2 separate regions of the Mus musculus genome follow, and region 2 is linked to region 1. Evidence: chromatin loops called from intact Hi-C (ENCODE). Cell type or tissue: left cerebral cortex. All regions are shown on one strand. Each heading gives the region's core, and the rest is flanking DNA. Links, peaks and the distances in the headings are about the cores only.

What was found. Hi-C counts contacts between places; a loop is a spot of excess contacts. Peaks named below come from ENCODE experiments on the same cell type or tissue, not always from the same donor. Only the 100,000 strongest peaks of a DNase experiment are listed, where the experiment ranks them.
Region 2: it touches region 1 in a loop (4-fold over the local background); 9 of 42 quality-filtered maps call a loop at or near these places.

The regions. Positions count from the first base shown.
Region 1 is chr11:12,460,222-12,468,450 of GRCm38, forward strand. Cobl (cordon-bleu WH2 repeat) reads right to left here and starts at 4,739. Exons shown (of 15, transcript NM_172496.3): 1 at 4,461-4,739. The coding sequence starts at 4,501. In left cerebral cortex, for the core only: a CTCF peak has its summit at 4,521; DNase peaks (open chromatin) are centred at 2,327, 3,093, 3,652, 4,009 and 4 more places; H3K4me3 peaks cover 3,315 bases; H3K27ac peaks cover 3,939 bases.
Region 2 is chr11:12,390,014-12,398,242 of GRCm38, forward strand. The region is part of intron 1 of Cobl (cordon-bleu WH2 repeat); the gene reads right to left. Among named protein-coding and RNA genes, the nearest start is that of Gm30596, 9.6 kb to the left of the region's middle. In left cerebral cortex, for the core only: no CTCF peak of the experiment used is centred there; DNase peaks (open chromatin) are centred at 4,359, 4,916 and 5,245; H3K27ac peaks cover 3,146 bases.

The sequences.
Region 1 (8,229 bases), core at 1,914-6,913:
GTAGGTGGGAATTGGATCTACAATGGCCTTGCTGTGAAAGCATCTGCAATCTGGGCATGTGTCTAATCAAATAAGCCTAATTAAAATATATTTTGACAGTTGATTTTAAAGCTTTTTTGTTGTTGTTAAAATAGAAACACTTTTGGCTAGGGAACTTATTTTAATTGGACTTGGCCGGTGGAAGACACGGTCCCAGCCTGGAGCAGTTTACCTCCCGATGAGGGCAACCAGATAGATGATTTTAAATCCTAAATTACCACAGGGTGCTGCTGGCTGGGGGACTGGCTCAGAAACACGGGGAAGGGCCTGGGGTGGACAATGAGAAACACAAATACTGTTGGAAAACTGCCATTTGTCACTGTAAAGTACACGACACCATGGGTCTAGGCTGATAAGTGCATGTCTTGAAAGCTACCACCATTCTTAGCACTGTAAAACGAAAACCCTTGACAAGTATAGAGAATATCCCCTTGGCAAGAGAAAAGTTGAAAATATAGAATGGAAGGAGCAGGGAAGGGAAATGGAGATCTGTATGAGGCCCTTTCACAAGACAGGAAACTAACAGTGGCGGGACAGAAGGAAGACAGCAGAGACACAGATCACAGGAGGGGAAAGCTACAGTTTACAAGTCATTTATATGACTGAAAGCCATTTCCAAAGACACATTATCTACACCAGCAGTATCAATCATTATTAAAAATGGTTTAAGTAAAGTTAAATGTGAACAGGAGAAAATCTGTAAGCATTCAGTGGGCCGTGCAATATGAGAGCTGTGCTGTGTTTCAGCACAGATTGAATGAAACCCATTACTAAACTTAGATGATATGTAAAATCCACAGGCCCCATTATTAAATGTGTACAGGGCCAAAAGGCCATATAATAAATACACTGTCTGTTGAATGGCCTTACTTTGTTCACGTCTAAATAAAATCCTGTTTGGGCATTTTAAAACTGATTTAATATCAAATATTTCTGATCAGTTTTTAAAACCTTCCATCAGTTGTAAAAGCAAATATAATTGTGAATTTAATTACAAAGTGCAAAAGGCCTAGTATCTTAAGCCAATTATTATGGGATACAGATACATCCTATAATCACAGTTTTCTTAATAATTATAGACATAAAGTTTAGTGCACGCACGTTAGGACCTCATTTGCAAGTCCCAAATTAAAGAGGCCATAGAATTCAAGCCTGCATAAATGTGGGGATTATTACCTTTCCAGGGTACAGTCCTGACACCCAATAATAATCAAATATGCCTTGCATGGGAGATCATGAGAGAGAAAAATCAAAGGGTGGCCTGAATTCTAGAATCCCATAAGGCAGGAATGACTCAACTGTTTACAGATACCTTTGAAGCAATTTCCGTGGCCCTTCAGGTCCATCAGGACCATATGATATGATATGATATGATATGATATGATATGATATGATATGACATGATATGACATGATATGACATGATATGACATGATATGACATATGACATGATATATGATTGATATGAGATGATAGAAATTATCTGACTATTTGACACTGTAAATGTCTAATTCCTCATGGATAAAGATTATAGCTACAAAAAGTAAAATCCCTAGGTGTATTGCCCACACCCAGAGGCTTAGCATTACTTAAGTGAGTTGACAGAATAAAGAACAGCTCAGAAGTGACATCTTTAAAAAGGCAGCTCAAATTTAGTATAGAAGTTTTATGACAGATAATCCTTATTTTCGCATTATTAAGGATGGATCTAGAGACTCTTAAATACTTTAGCCAAAAGCAAATGTAATATGTAGCCACTATTTCTTTAATATGAAAACACTTATGGTTTAGTACAAACAGGAGTGTATGGCTGCTCATACTGGACGCCAACAGAAATAGGCCCTCTGTCTTGATACTGTGTTCTAAAATATTTCACTAGCTATCACTTCTGACTAGGTGAAACTGACTAGTGACAGGTGAGACTAGTCAACAGGTAAAATCACTTCCTACACTAGCCAGCCAGCCAACCTGAGGTCAGTCCCTGTGAGAGGAGAGAATTGACCCCCAGGCTTCCCTCTAATTTCCACTAAGGCATCACAAAATGTGTGCAGTCACATTCAAACACACACACACACACACACACACACACACACACACACACCACACACACTTTAACAATGAGCTCTAAAATTCCCTAAGCAACACATTAAATCTTCATACAATCTCCTTCCCAGGAAGATGACTGTCACAGTTGCTGCTTTTATGGAAGACAGATATGATTTCAGTCCAAGGAAAAATTTGCATTTGTGTTCTTAACAAAGATAACACTCTAAGGAGATGAATTTATATTCACCAGCCCATCTGTCTTTCCCTTCACTAATCTTTCTCTTGTCCATTGCAACCAGTCTACAATGCTCGAGGATGACTGAGGTGTTCTCAATAACAACAAATTTATCCCATCAGTTGTGGCTGTCACTTGGGGAAAAAGAGAGTTTATACAAAGTAACTTTATAAGTAACCTCTGTGGTATCAGATAAAAAACAAACATCCCTCAAGCACATTGCAAACACTGCCTAGTCTCAAGAGATAAAGAAAACAGTAATTTCAGATACAAGCCAACAAATTCTAATTGCTTTCGATAACATTCTGAAGCCCCAAATGTCACAATTCTTTATGATAGGCAATCAATACACCTTAATATAAAATATGCTTGCATTTCTTTCTTTGCATTCTAACTCAAAATACGTCATACTAAACTTGTAATCTTTGTTAAAAATATATAAGCATATTTATATTTGGGGGTGTTTCTTTATTCAAGGTATAACAAATGAGAAACAACAATAACAAGTTACAAAAATAGATCTACATTTCTTGGACAAAGAGGTGGAAACAATCATATAACATGCTGAAGGTTCAGAGGCATCAAGCCTTGTAAAGCTTTACTCTCTCACCCATAGCATAGCACCTTGGTTTTCCCTTGTGACACCCAGTGAGGAAGACAAACCTGGGTTGGCCTCTTGGCTGCCTAGGGAGCAGGCTGGCTGGAGGACATAGGGTGGTTTCACTATTACCAGACACCTTCATCAGTTTCTGCACTCTATGGATCTTTGCAGGCACCCTAAATATTCCCTTTATATTTATTTATTTTTTTAAAAAGTGGTGAAATAATTCAGTCCCCTTAAATAGAGTTATGTAACAATGTAGAAAAGTCGCAATTTTAAAAGCAATTCTGTTTACATCTCCCAACGTCATTTTAGGGGCTCTCCATTACCATGAAAAAGTATTCCCATATCTATTTTTTAAGGGGAATTTGTTTCTTCAAAGGATTTATATAACCACAACCACACCTTAGCGAAGAAAAGTCTTAAAAAAAAAATTCCGTAGCTTCAAGATTATGAGTTAGAAATGTATCTTACTTTTTTGGAAGCCTCCAGGGGAGATTTTAAGAATAAAGAACTGGTTTAGACGGCTTTTATAAACACTTGGGCAACAAAGTCAGTGGGCAAGGGATCGGGTGAGTCAGTGGGACATAACTGCTAAAGAAAAGAGATTTGTTGTCCCCAGTGCCGCCTTAGAAAATCCAGCTGCTCAAGTGGAAAGTGGGCCATTTCGGGAGCAGGTGCGGACCCACCCCAACTCATTCCATTCGCAACACTCATAACACATTTGCTCCAGAAAGAAGAGGTCAAAAGCCAGCCCCACGGCGCTCTCTGAAATCTACCAAGTCTGCAAGGGTTGTCAACTGTCCTGGCAGAGATGGGCACGGAGGGGCACGATTCGGGGAGTTGGGGTTAAAGGGCAAGTCTATTTGACCTGTGTTAGGCAAGTTTCTCTTGGGCAAGTAAAATCCTCAGTGTGACAGGGAATCTCTGTCCGCAAGGTGTGGAGACAGCAAAAAGAAACTAAAAGGGTTGAGGCACTAGAGGATCCTGAAGACAGGATTGACAGCTCTGCTTTACAGGTCCGATGAAGAAGGTCCTCACCTCTTCAGACACAAGGGAGATCCCAGCACAAAGGCTTGGGCAGAAGAGTGTTCATGAAGTCCCTTCCCCACACACCTCCCCAGATCTCCTGGCTACATGGGTCCCAACAGACCAAGTACCCCCTTGTCATTGAGGTAGGGAGCAGCGGGCCACAGGGCCTGCGAGGAGTGGCTGGAGGAACCTGTGTATGGGACCAGACAGACTCAGCTGGAGTTTCAGGCCTGGATTTTCCTTGTCCCCCTCCGCCCGTAATTGCCACTATTGCAAGGGGCTGAAGGCAGCTCAGAGCTGGGGTTCTGCACGGAGGGACAGCACTCCCTCCACCCACCCACCCCCCAACACACACATACACAAACATACACAAGGGCTTTCACAGCAGCACCTCTCGCAGAAAGTGTTCCCGAGCAAGGCCTGCCACGGTTACCGGAGCAACGACCCAGGCGCCCCAAGTCCTCAACACCTCGGGAAGAGCCACGCCCGCCCTCGTGGGCCCGCTTACCCTGTGGGGGGCTTGGCCGCCAGTGCACGCGGCGCGTCCATGGAGCCGGCGGGTTGCTCTGCCGGCCGACTGGGGCGCTGGCTGCGGCGCCGCCGTCCTCATTCACTTTTTCCGCGCTGACCCATCGTCCTCCCACGCGGGGCTAGCGAGGACAGCGGCCGTGCCGAGAGGACGGAAGCGACCTGGGGCGTCCGGGCGGGCGGGGGCGTGCGGAGAGAGACGGACGCGGCTACCCCGGGCGCGGGAGCAAGGTGCGCCGCCCCCCGCCAAACTGGCTCAGCCGCGCCCACCGCGGCGCCGCCCCGTGCCCGCGCGCCGCTCCCCAGCGCCCGCCTCTCCGCGCGCCCCCGCTGCCCGCCGGAGCACACCTGGGCGGGGCGCGCGCCCCGCGGTGGGCACCGAGTCACCTGCCCAGCCGGCTGGAGGAACTAAGCGGGCAAATACCTGGCCACCTGTGGCTGCGCGGGGCGAGGCGGGCCGACTAGGCTGCGAGAACCGACTTGAAGGAAGAGAGAAAAATAGACGGTCTAGCGCCTCAGTTTCTGCCCCAGAACCTAAAAGAACCTTTGTTAGAACTAGAGATCTACTGTAAGGGGAGGGGAGAGTGGTCCAAAATGAGGTCCTTGGTGTGCAGCATAGGAAACTGGAGAGGGACGCAGCTTGGGGTAAAGGGGCACACCTTTTTCTGAGAAATCAGAAAGCAGTGAGGCTGGAGTGTGGACATCCAGTGCCAACAAGAACTGCACCTGTTTGGATGCATGCTTCTGCTTGCCAGCCTAATTGCCTGGATAGTAATGAATGCTACTGTGGCCCCAGCCCTGTGATTCCCATGTTGAGTGGTGAGCAAAAATACCAGCAGAGGCAGCAGGTGCTGAGGCCTCACTGCAAGTCAACCTGAGGACCCAGCACCACTAAGCTTCCCTTCTCCAGCCTGCTAATTGACCTTAGGGGAACAGGAAAAGAACCTGATTGCTATGAAGTTCCGCCCTTCAAATACAGCAGTTGTACTAGGTTCTCAGGATTGGAATAAAATGCCAGTAAGAGGCAAAATTCTGTGACTGAACTCTGTATCCAGAAGCTTGCCTAAGCTTTTCTTCCTCTGAACCCCAACTTTCTGTTTAAGGAAAGAGGGGAGACCAGTGTACAAAATACAAGTCCTGCAGTAGCCTTCTTTGCTCCAGCCACAGTGCCCACTCAAAGCAGGTGAACCACTTCATACCTACAGCAGAGCCTGGCTTCCTTTTGAACACAATACTCAGAGCATTTCCCCACCCGAGGGCTTCTGGGATCTGCAATGTGTATCCTGCAGGCTCTGCTCAGATACCTGCTCCTCAGGGAGCTCTTTTCTGACCTCTTTGTCGCAAAGGACATCCCCACTCTCAACTCCCATCTGCTTCTTGTCCACTGTCTTGAGTTTTGTTTGATACTCTTGCCGATTGTCTTGATATTCCTCATGGAAGCATATCACTTTATCTTCTGTGTGTGTGTGTGTGTGTGTGTGTGTGTGCGCGCTTTATATGTCTGTTTATAATCAAAATGCTTACATGCTTTTATATTTATATAAACTGAGTGTATTAATTACGCATGCAAGAGGTATAAATACATGTAGATATACATGTCATATTGAATATGTTTACCTTTATGTGTTTGGAATGGGTCTCTTCCCCGAAAATGTGACTCAGTGTAGAGTGAGCCTTGTCTGGTGTTTTTCATTACTCTTAGCCTTTAAGACAGTGAATGAGGGTGAATCAGGGCTCACTACATAAAGGGAACATTGAATGAATTGAGTTTCTAGGCCTCTCCCAAGCTCTGGGTCTGGCTATCGGAAGGTCTTTCCTGGAATCTGTAAGATCTCTCTATGCTCTGGACACTACTTTGGGAAAGGGTAACCTGGGAGGGGCCGGTAGGCCAGGAACTAGGGGCCTGGACCCCAGTGAGAAGTAACAGTGGGTACAGAGAAGCCAGAAATCATGAGCATGGCAGATAGTTGGTTGTCAGAGACAGAATACCACAGAAAAATCACGAGAGGATGGCACTGCCCACCTCCAGGCTGAGCTTCTGATTTCTGTCCTAGGAAAAAGGCCCTGGCAGTGCTGGGCCTGGACAACCTCCAAGTCTACAGAAGCCACTAAACACCACAGTCTGAGAAACCCAAAAGGGAAATGGAGTGGGTGGCACAAACTGAGAAGAGTTATCACAGTGAAGCAAAAGGCAAGATTAGGCTTCATACCAGCAGGAGGGTCTAAGCACCCAAGACCTCTGCTTGCTGTGTAAATAGGTCAGCCCTGGCATTCCCAAGCCAGCCATCCTAGTGTAAAGTGTGCCAACAGATCCATCTAAGCACTGTTGTTTCCAAAAGCATGTATTCCACAGATATACATGAAGGCCGGTAACGGGTAGAACTAGACCCATTATTAAATATTAAAATATTTTAAGTGCTGAGGGGTTGGGGATGTATTTATCAGTTTGCGTTATTTGATTAGTCCTCTTGGACTGACGATGTTAGGTTCATCAGGCTAACTCTCCCCATCACTATGTGCCCTTGATATGACCCTGGACCTTCCTGGACATCCTATATCTACTAGAATAAACCTAGACCAGATACAGGGTGCCCAGGAAGGCCCAAGGTCATATGAAGGGCACATAGTGAGGGGAAGAGGTGGTCTGTCTAAGTCAGTGCTTCCTGAATTTGAATGTTCAAAGGATGCATATTCTGATCCAGTCAGTGGTGCACCAGAGAGCTTTTGTTCCTAATGGGCTCTCAGGGATGCAAAATTTGTTGGCCCAAGGACTGAAGGTCACACACAGTAGCTTCTGGATTGATCTTGTACTGACTGGTAATGTTGGCCGCAGCAAATTCCTTTCCTTTAAACATTCATTTCCTTCTGTGAAATGTGAGATCCGTCTGAACAAATTCAGGTTTTGTGGGGTCTTAACCTCACATGACTTTAGGAATCCTTTAAAAATAAAAACATAAAGCATACCAAATTATGCATGGGCCCTTACTCACACAAGTGAGGCTGCCTACCAGCCTTGACATAGCTCTCACTACTCTTCTGGCCAAACGACTGTGATTAAAACACATGTAAATTGCTAAAAAAATAAAAAAATAAAAACATGATTGGTGTAAATTGTGACTCCAAAGTGGTTGTTTATTGTACAGACTGAATTTGTGGCTTTTTAAAAAAATAATAAATAAGTCCTGGTCTATAGTATACAGGATTTGGAGAGAGGTTCTGGGGAGGTAAGATGAAGCAAGGACAGATTGTTCAATCTCTAATCTCACATGGTAGAAGTCCTGTAAGAATAGGAGAAATGTCAGCATGCTCTGAATATGCACAAGAAAGGCTGTGTGAGTACTCAGTGAAGGGTGGCTGTGTACAACACAGGGAGCAGCCTCTCACCATAACCCAAGCCCGACAGCCTAACAGTCTTGTCTGCTTCAGCCTCAAGGGCTCTAAAAATGAATTTCCATCTTTCAAGCTGTCCATTCCAAGGTATTTTTGTTATGGCAGTCTGAAGAGACTAGCATAGATATAGAAAACAAACCATTAAAAATTATAATTGTTGCCGGGTGTGGTGGCACACGCCTTTAATCCCAGCACTTGGGAGGCAGAGGCAGGCGGATTTCTGAGTTCGAGGCCAGCCTGGTCTACAGAGTGAGTTCCAGGACAGCCAGAGAAACCCTGTCTTGAAAAAAAACCAATATATATATATATGTGTGTGTGTGTGTGTGTGTGTGTGTGTGTGTGTGTGTGTGTGTTTGTGT
Region 2 (8,229 bases), core at 2,136-7,135, 70 kb before region 1:
AAGAGGTCTATTTTATGCTCTGCGTTTTTTTTTTTTTACTACCATCTAAAAGTTATACTTTTCCAGCATAACAATGACCTCAGTTCACAGATCTAAGTGAACTTATTTCTTTGGCACACCTCTGCTGCTGTCCTTTTGGGGGCGGGAGGTTTCAGCTTCCACCTCTGCTGCCCTTCATACCACAGGTGGCTGGCTTTGATGAGCAGGCTGCAGGAAGCAGCAAGGATGCTGAGCCTGAAGAGGGAGCAGGTAGAGATTTTAAACTGTCTCCTGTGAGGTCCAGAGTCGCATGAGGAGTGGAACAGGCAGGGATCCTGATGGAGGAAACAGGCTGTGGTGGAGCATGTTGATGCCTCAAGCCTGGCTCCCTCCTGACTCGTCATCCACCAAGGGACAATCTACTCGTGCTGATATTTTCTAGTCAGGTTTGCCAAGGATGTGTGCATGAGGAGCAGAAGCTTCTAGCGTAAACACACAGCTTTAGGAGAAGTGGATCCCGTTCTTCCTGCTCCGCGCTTACTGGTATAGCTACACTGAATGTCCTCCATAAAACATAGTAATAGCAAGAAACAGAAAATGCCAGCTTCCGGCACTTTTGAAAGGCACAGAGAGAACAGCTGCCCTGAGTCACCTTCATTTAATTGTGAACATTCAATTGAGTACTACCCTGTAGGTGCTTCTCAAAGATCTACGCAAACTGCAGATCTGCAGAAGCTAATATTCAGGGATGTGGGAGCATGATAGAGTGGGCGCAGCTTCTGCCCGAGTGTTAGGAACTCCTGAGGGCTAGGGCCTTGCCTGCTCCTCTTGGACACACCCAGGGCATGTGCTGCTCAGCTGCCACCAGGTAGGTCCATCCAGGGTTCGTCAGGGGATGAGTCACTAGCACACAACCCAAACTCCTTTCCAACTCTCCAAGTTAGAACACTGGATGTGTCCCAGGAGGAACTGTTTAGAAGTGGAAAGTATATTATATATGAGAAAATAATTCTGGTGTTTCCAAATCATCATTTGTGGACTCAAATGCCATGGGACCAAGATCTATCCAAGCTCCTGAGTACTTACTATTTTCCCATCAGTTCAGGGCCCCTGGCTGGATTTTATTTCTGATAGCTTTTCACTGAAGAGAAGAATGCTTGAAATGCACTTCCTGAAAGCGAGATGACTTATGACAACATGGGTTAAATGGTTCAGAGAATGAAAATCTCAGTCTCTGTGCAGACAGATAAACCAAACCCAAATTCCACAGGAGATTCGTGACCTTCAACCAGACTAGAGAGGCCAAGCACCAGGGAGTCCAAGGCTTGTATACTGAACAGGGAAAATTCCCACCTCTCCCATCTCTCTGTATCCCCCAGGCCAACATCTAAAGGGGAATCTTCTTTATGTTTCACAGATTTTGTTCGTTTGTTTGTTTGTGTGTGTGTTTGTGTGATTTTTAGCCACCCAATAACAGCAGACACTGAACATAAAGGCTTGTTGATACTAATTCCTCTAAAAAAACACCAAGTACGTAATTCCTGCAGTTTCCCATGCTGGCTACCCTGCCTGGCTGATGCTAAAGACATTCTAGTAGAATCAGGTAGAGCTGGCATATACATCCTGGCTATTAATCATGAAGCAATCTGTTTATGCTATAGGCACCTGGGTGTTTCCTTTCTCTCCTGGAGGTCTCTGGGTTCCCATATTTGTTCCCTCCTGGAAGGAAGCCTTTGAGTGTAAAAGGAGCTGCCTCTGTTCTGTTTGGGTTTTAATTACTTGCCACAATTCTAGATAGCAGTTCTAAGAAAACAAGAACCTCAACATTCTGGTTTATCACTGACAAGCAAAGTAATAAGCCCCAAACCAGCAGCTCAGAAACGATTGCGCCATTGTGTGGCTATTGCCATAAACCCCCTCTGATTGGCTGCCTTGTGTTCAACTTTATATACAAAGGACTCCAGGAACCCCACTCTCACCCAAGTCAGGTGCCAAGAAGCTGGTGAGGGGAATCCTCAGGTCCAGCATTAACTCCTACATCTACAATCCGCAACAGTCTGTTTTCCAACCATTGTTTCCCTGAATAATTATGAACAAGTCATCAAGCCAAACACTATGTATCCAATCCTCACAGCAACTTCATGTGACAGGTTTCCCCTCTCCATTCTGATGAGGTCATTGGGGATCCAACAGGCTTATCAAGATTCTGATAAACACATATCTAAAATGACAGAATTCCAGATGTACTGTTTTTAAACCTCAGGTACTCTCTTAGGTGCTGTGTACACTACATTGCCTAAAATATATTCCCAAACCAAACAATCCCAGGGTAATGTAGAAATGTAGTTCCTATGCCCTGTCTTAGCATAATGGTGCCCTGTGGGGGAAGCTATAGGGATTGGATGAGGGCCACCATTTGACCAGGTTTCCAGCACACACTCAGATTCATCCTTTAATGAGACTATGGCCAAGCTTTATAAACAGAATCAGTACCCCCCGAGAACTAACTATACCCACCACAAAGGCTCCATGGTTGGAACTTGTTGAATCATTTCCAAAAAAATGGAGGCATAACTAAACTTGAAGAAACATGGAAGTATATACCCAGGCTGATGACAAATATGTAGTTGAGCTGAGGCAGGCCCCAGTTACATCCTGAGGGCTCATCAATACCTCTAAGGCCAAAACCTCCATTGAACACATAACCACACCCATAACACTTTTCAAAAGCAAGGTCTACCAAATCTTCTTCCTGTGAACATGGTTTTGGCAAATCAAGCTGACTGACAGGGCCCCAAGGTAAGGCAACCTTAAGACCTTCTCTCAGGTCTCAGCACTTCTACCATTCAGGGCTCCTTCTCTAACAAGACTGTGTTCATGATTGACCTTGAGTTTTAAAACAAAATCTAACTCTGAGCAGATATTCAAGATCCAGATAAGCAAGGCCTAGAGTAAGCATGTATGAAATAGATAAGAAACCACATCCAAACTATGGCCTGCAAGAAGCTATTTAGAGGTGTTGTCTACGACATCTCTCAATGAATGTGGGGATATAAGCTTACCCACAAAACACCTCATTTCAGGGCAAGAGAAAGGTGCTGTCTTTTAGAAGCCAGCCCCAGGATACCCTCTTATAAGTGCAAACCAAGTAATGGGCACTATTGCAGAGTCACTAAAATGTCAGATCCAACCCAGCAAATTCTCGGATGCTGTGCATCCTCCAGCAGGTGACTCTACCTGGACAAACCACTGTAATTCGTAGGCCTGTTTCCCTAAGAGCAGAACAAAAAATGTGGAAGTTTATCAAGTGGTGTTTGCAGGAGGACTATATGAGATGACTCCTCTTGGGACCAGGCAATGCTCAATGACCACTATTTAGCCACAAGTATTTTTACTCTTTTGGGATTAAAGGAAAACCTTTTTATCTGTGTAAGAGTAGAACACTGGCCCACTCTTCCAGGTGCACAATGAAGGCTCATTTACGTAGCAAACACACGGAAAACTAAGAAATGCTTTTCACAATAAAATTTTAGTTTTGACCTGGGTTGGAGGAAGCTTTCAGTAACTCGCTATAAAAAGATTCACTTTCCTGATAGGGTTCCCTATCCCACAGTAACAAAAGCAATTAGCCCTTACCAGCCTCTAAATCCAGGGGCTAGTCTATATGGGAATGTTGATATCTCACCAGACATCAGGTACATATTCAAAGAGGAACATTTGAGAGCTGAGTCTCATAGCTATTTCCCAACTCCTAGTAAGTTCAGAAAGAGCCCATAGTGTGCATGACTTATTATCAGCAAATACTCCACCCTGGGGCTGAGCCAGGATCAGATAAAAACTAGAGTTTCTGTATTGTTGAATATTCCAGAAAAGGAGTATCTCCTTTCAAAAACAAGACAATACTAGTTTACTGAGGCTTAAACATTCTCAACAAAGAAAACAAGCAGAAAAGGCCAATGCATGGGTACATGCCCAGGCCAGATGACTTGCTCACCCTAGTTAGAAGTGGGTTTTCTACGATAGTCAGTGCAGCCCCAGAAGCTGCAGGACAGATTCCACTGGAGTTCACCAGGCCTGGTAAAGGAGCACAGTGACATTTGTTGTCTGATGGATGCAGTACTTCACCGCCTGTGCTCCCAGCAAAAAGCCCACAAGGCCTTTTGCAGAATGACAGCAAGGGAATTTTCTCCCCCACCCAATTTAGACCCATTAAAAAAACACAAAGGAGAACAGAGGACGTATGCAGGAGGAAAAGTGGAGTTCCTATGGAGTAAGGATGCGGGATAGCACCTGCTTCTCCCTCCCAAAGAGTGTGCAAACCTCTGGGAGTTGGCAGTGTAGGCACACAGGCGTTCCCATGGGGAAGATGCCTGAGTATTTTTGGAGAGATGAGTCATCCCTCCAGATTGCCAGCCAGTCTTACATGCTTAAGCTTTCTTGAATTTGCATATAGCACTGTTTCCTATCATCTCTCAGCTATGATGTAGAACCTTCTCCTGAAGGAGTTTTCTTCTTTCCTAAGCTGTACAACCAGAAACTTGTTATATCTTTGCAGCTTGTCTTTAAGGGGCAGTATATTTTTTTCAAGCCTGAAAGATACATTTTGTTCTACTCACAGTCCTGTCCCATAATCACAAGAGCTACTGCTGATCCAAAAGACAAAGGAAAGCAGATATATGCCTATGGGTCTCAGCTCTCCTGCAGTCAAGGGCTTGAGGACACTAATGAAGGCACAGCTGGCAGTTGTGTTGATGGGAATCTGGCCATCCTTCCCAGCTCTCCTCTACCTTTGACTGCTGTGTGCATTTCTCTATAGACTGCTGTGTAACCAACATCAATGGCATACCTGGCTGACAAACCTCCACAGTTGTGATCATCCTCTCACCCTTGGGGACCAAGGTCACTTCCAGAGTAGATCTAGGAAAGTAGAGAGTAGGTGCCTAGCATCCTCTGGGAGAGGCCATCTCCTCTAATCTTCCTCATGATAAACACCAAACACACTGAAACAACCCCTGCCCCCACATATACACACACACCCAACACGAGTATCTAAATCTATAGTGCTTTATCCCCTAATGGAATCCAGACAAGAGCTTTCTAAGCAGCATTATAGCCTCTGCCTCTTGTCTCTGTCACCTGCCTCACCAACTTCTGAGAATCATTTCAAGTCAAAGATGGATCTTCTCTAGAAAATTCCCATCCAGCCATCCTCCATGGTACAAATGTCTAAGTCTCCACTCCTTGCTGGGCCAGATCCAGATTGCTCTGTCTGCTGTAGTGAAGACTCCAGTGTTACCTCCATCATTCCCCGCGTCAGCCATGACAAGATCCTTGGTGGTTCTACATATGGGGGTGGAGGGAGCCTCTCCATGGCTGTAAGTCTCTGCTGATCCCCTTACAGCTCCCACTGAGTGGGTAAACAAAGGAGTGAAGCTATAAAGAACAGAGTCATGGTGTGGCCTATAAAGGTGTCCCACAGAGGGAGGGGACAGGGAAATAAGACCCTGAGGAAGCGACTGGGGAAAAGTTAATACCAGGCTCAAATCTCTACACCATTAGGAACATAAGTGCCCCAGCAATATACCCTGCTACTGCTTCTCTTTCACCTCTGTATGATGGGGATCAAGGAAAGACTGCAGGAAACTAATCTTCAAAGTCCACAGAATATATTCAGTTCCTGGTGCCTAAGCCTTCAGATATAACCCTGCAACATAGCGCAAAAATGGAGCAATCTGTGTTACATACTTGCTGAAACCTAAGAGCCGACACAGAATCCCATATCCAGACACTAGGAATGGGCTTGCATCGGGGATCCTGGGCCACAGTAATAAGTGTCCTGGCCCCTAATAGCATACGACACAAAAGATAGGGCATCAGATCACCCTCTTTACCTGGTGCTTCCTCACTCACCCCACAAACAGGTGAGATTCCTGGTGAACTAGGGAGGGCTTGGGCATAGTGAGGTGAGCAGATGGGACACACGATCAGGCTTGGAGCAGCACAAGAGCTCATAAACAATGGATCCTGGCATGCAGGAGTGCAGAGCATCTTACACACAAGCAAACACAACAAAGTATTTTAAAAAACCATTAAACAGTATCTGCCACTTTTCTTCCTTCCCCACTCTAACAGGCCTGAGAAGCTAAATGCTTCTCACAGGCTCATGCCCAACCTCCAGTCAATTGATCCATCAATCTCAATGATGCCAGCCTTACTAGGCAAACAAGTCCAATGAGACAGAGCTTGCTTCATTGTTGTCAAGGGTTGTTGTTGTTATTGGTGGTGATCTTGGCTTAGACTTCTTGAAGGTGTTATTTGGGAAGTGAGTATGTAGATCTGGAATCCAAAGCATCTCTGGGCAGTTCTGAGTCCTAGGGATGGGATGCAGGAATTCTGAGATGGTAGACAAAGAGCCAGAGAGGCTGTGTTTCCAGTTCCCACAGAGCCTGTTGGGCCACTCAGCTCAGGTTTCACCAGCCCCAACATCTGCTGTGAGGCCCAGTCCCTATTTTGAGACACAGTCACAGTGAGGTTATCAAGTGTCATATTTTTGACAGGGAATTAAAGGGCACCCAGCACTTGGGTCTTGGTTCAGAAAATGTTCCTATGGAATCAGAGTGTCTCTGGGTTGCTATGTTTTCACATTGTCTGCCCCTGGTATCCTGAATGATAGCATGCCTCCCTCAGCAAACAAAAACAAAAGTTTGTTGTGCCTATTTTGGGCAATGGAAACTCTGTTTAAAATAACAGAAATAAGAGTATACGGCATTTGGTTACATTATAGATCCATTTACACATAGGTCTAGCTATTTTGGGAACAAATACACAAAAGTTTGTTAGCAGGCCTAGAAACAAGGCAGTCTCTGTAGGGCATGGGCATGAGGGCACTGGGTGGACATTTCTTTCTTTGAACCACTGTGCCATACGAGGCCCCAGCCCCAGGTGCTGGAAGCTGGCTTCACTTTCCTGAGAACTTCTCTGAGTTCTGTTCAGTTCCCATCAGTTATTAGTTGTGTGGAAAGCTGTGTAGTCAGATTTCCTTGCTTTTCAGTTATTTACAAAAAGTAAATAGAAATAGAGCTGGCTTATCAGTGGGGAGCCACAATGTTTCAGGGTATAAGGCTTCCTATTGAACTCCTGGCTCTGACATCTTTATCTTAAGATTCCTACTTCATTTGGTTCTTTTCTTCACACTTAGCGAGAAGGAATTCAATACAGCTCTGTTCTTTTTTCCCACTGATGGGGGTGGGTGGTGGCTTACTGAAAGCAAATGTCCATCTTCAATATTTCCCTGACTTCTTTAGTGGCATTCTTTTCTGCCTGAGACAACAGAGACACTGACTTCTCCCACCCTCGTCAGCTCTGTTGCTAGATCCACGTGAGAACTGTTAATTTTATTGTTGTTTAGATCTGAAATGAGTGCCCAGCCTGCCAGCATATCTCCTCTGGGGCTAATATGATGATCAGAAGTAGTTAGAAATTGGTTATGCCTCCCAAATTTGATGAATTTCAGTTCAGTTAGATTTGTAAAAATTCATTCTGGTGCATTCAGTAGCCTAATTGGTGCTTATATTTATTTTTTGTCATTCCCTCTTGTGGCTTATTTTCCATTTTTATACTAACATGCTATATGGTTTATTTCTGGTGGTTTTCTAATTACCTAGTATTTAACACTATGACTGCAATGACTGCCTTTGTAGATTCAGAAGATGTGGCTGATAGTGGCCAATTAACCTGGGAAAAAGTTAAATAAATATTGAGGAGGACATAATTTCAAATTGGCATGTTATTTCAGTATACCATGTTATCCAGATTGCAGTTCTGGAGCAGGAGGTTAGATTTTTTTGGAACCTGGAGGTGAAGGGGACACTTGCATTATGGAAGGTTGAACTATAGGACTAATTATGATGTCTCTGTTACTCTTTGGTTCTGGAAGCTATCTGGGCAGGTTCTATGCACTACTTGATTGGCCCCATATCACAGAAGGCGAAATTGCAGCCTGAGCAGAAGCTCCTACTCCCACTGTGACTCCAGGCTCCAGTTATGGAGCTTTGCTGGGGAAGCTCCTGCTCCTGCCTCCCTCCCCTTAGAGTTCTACCTCCATGGCCCAGGTTGTGACATGGGACAGGGAGTGTCCTTGGCTGATGGTCTCTGTAATTCCCTTGCCAGTAGTCTTTACAGTGCCCTGCCATGGACAACTCCCAGCTAGTGGCCTTGATGGGGCTTCCCCAGGTAGGTTCTGCAGAATGT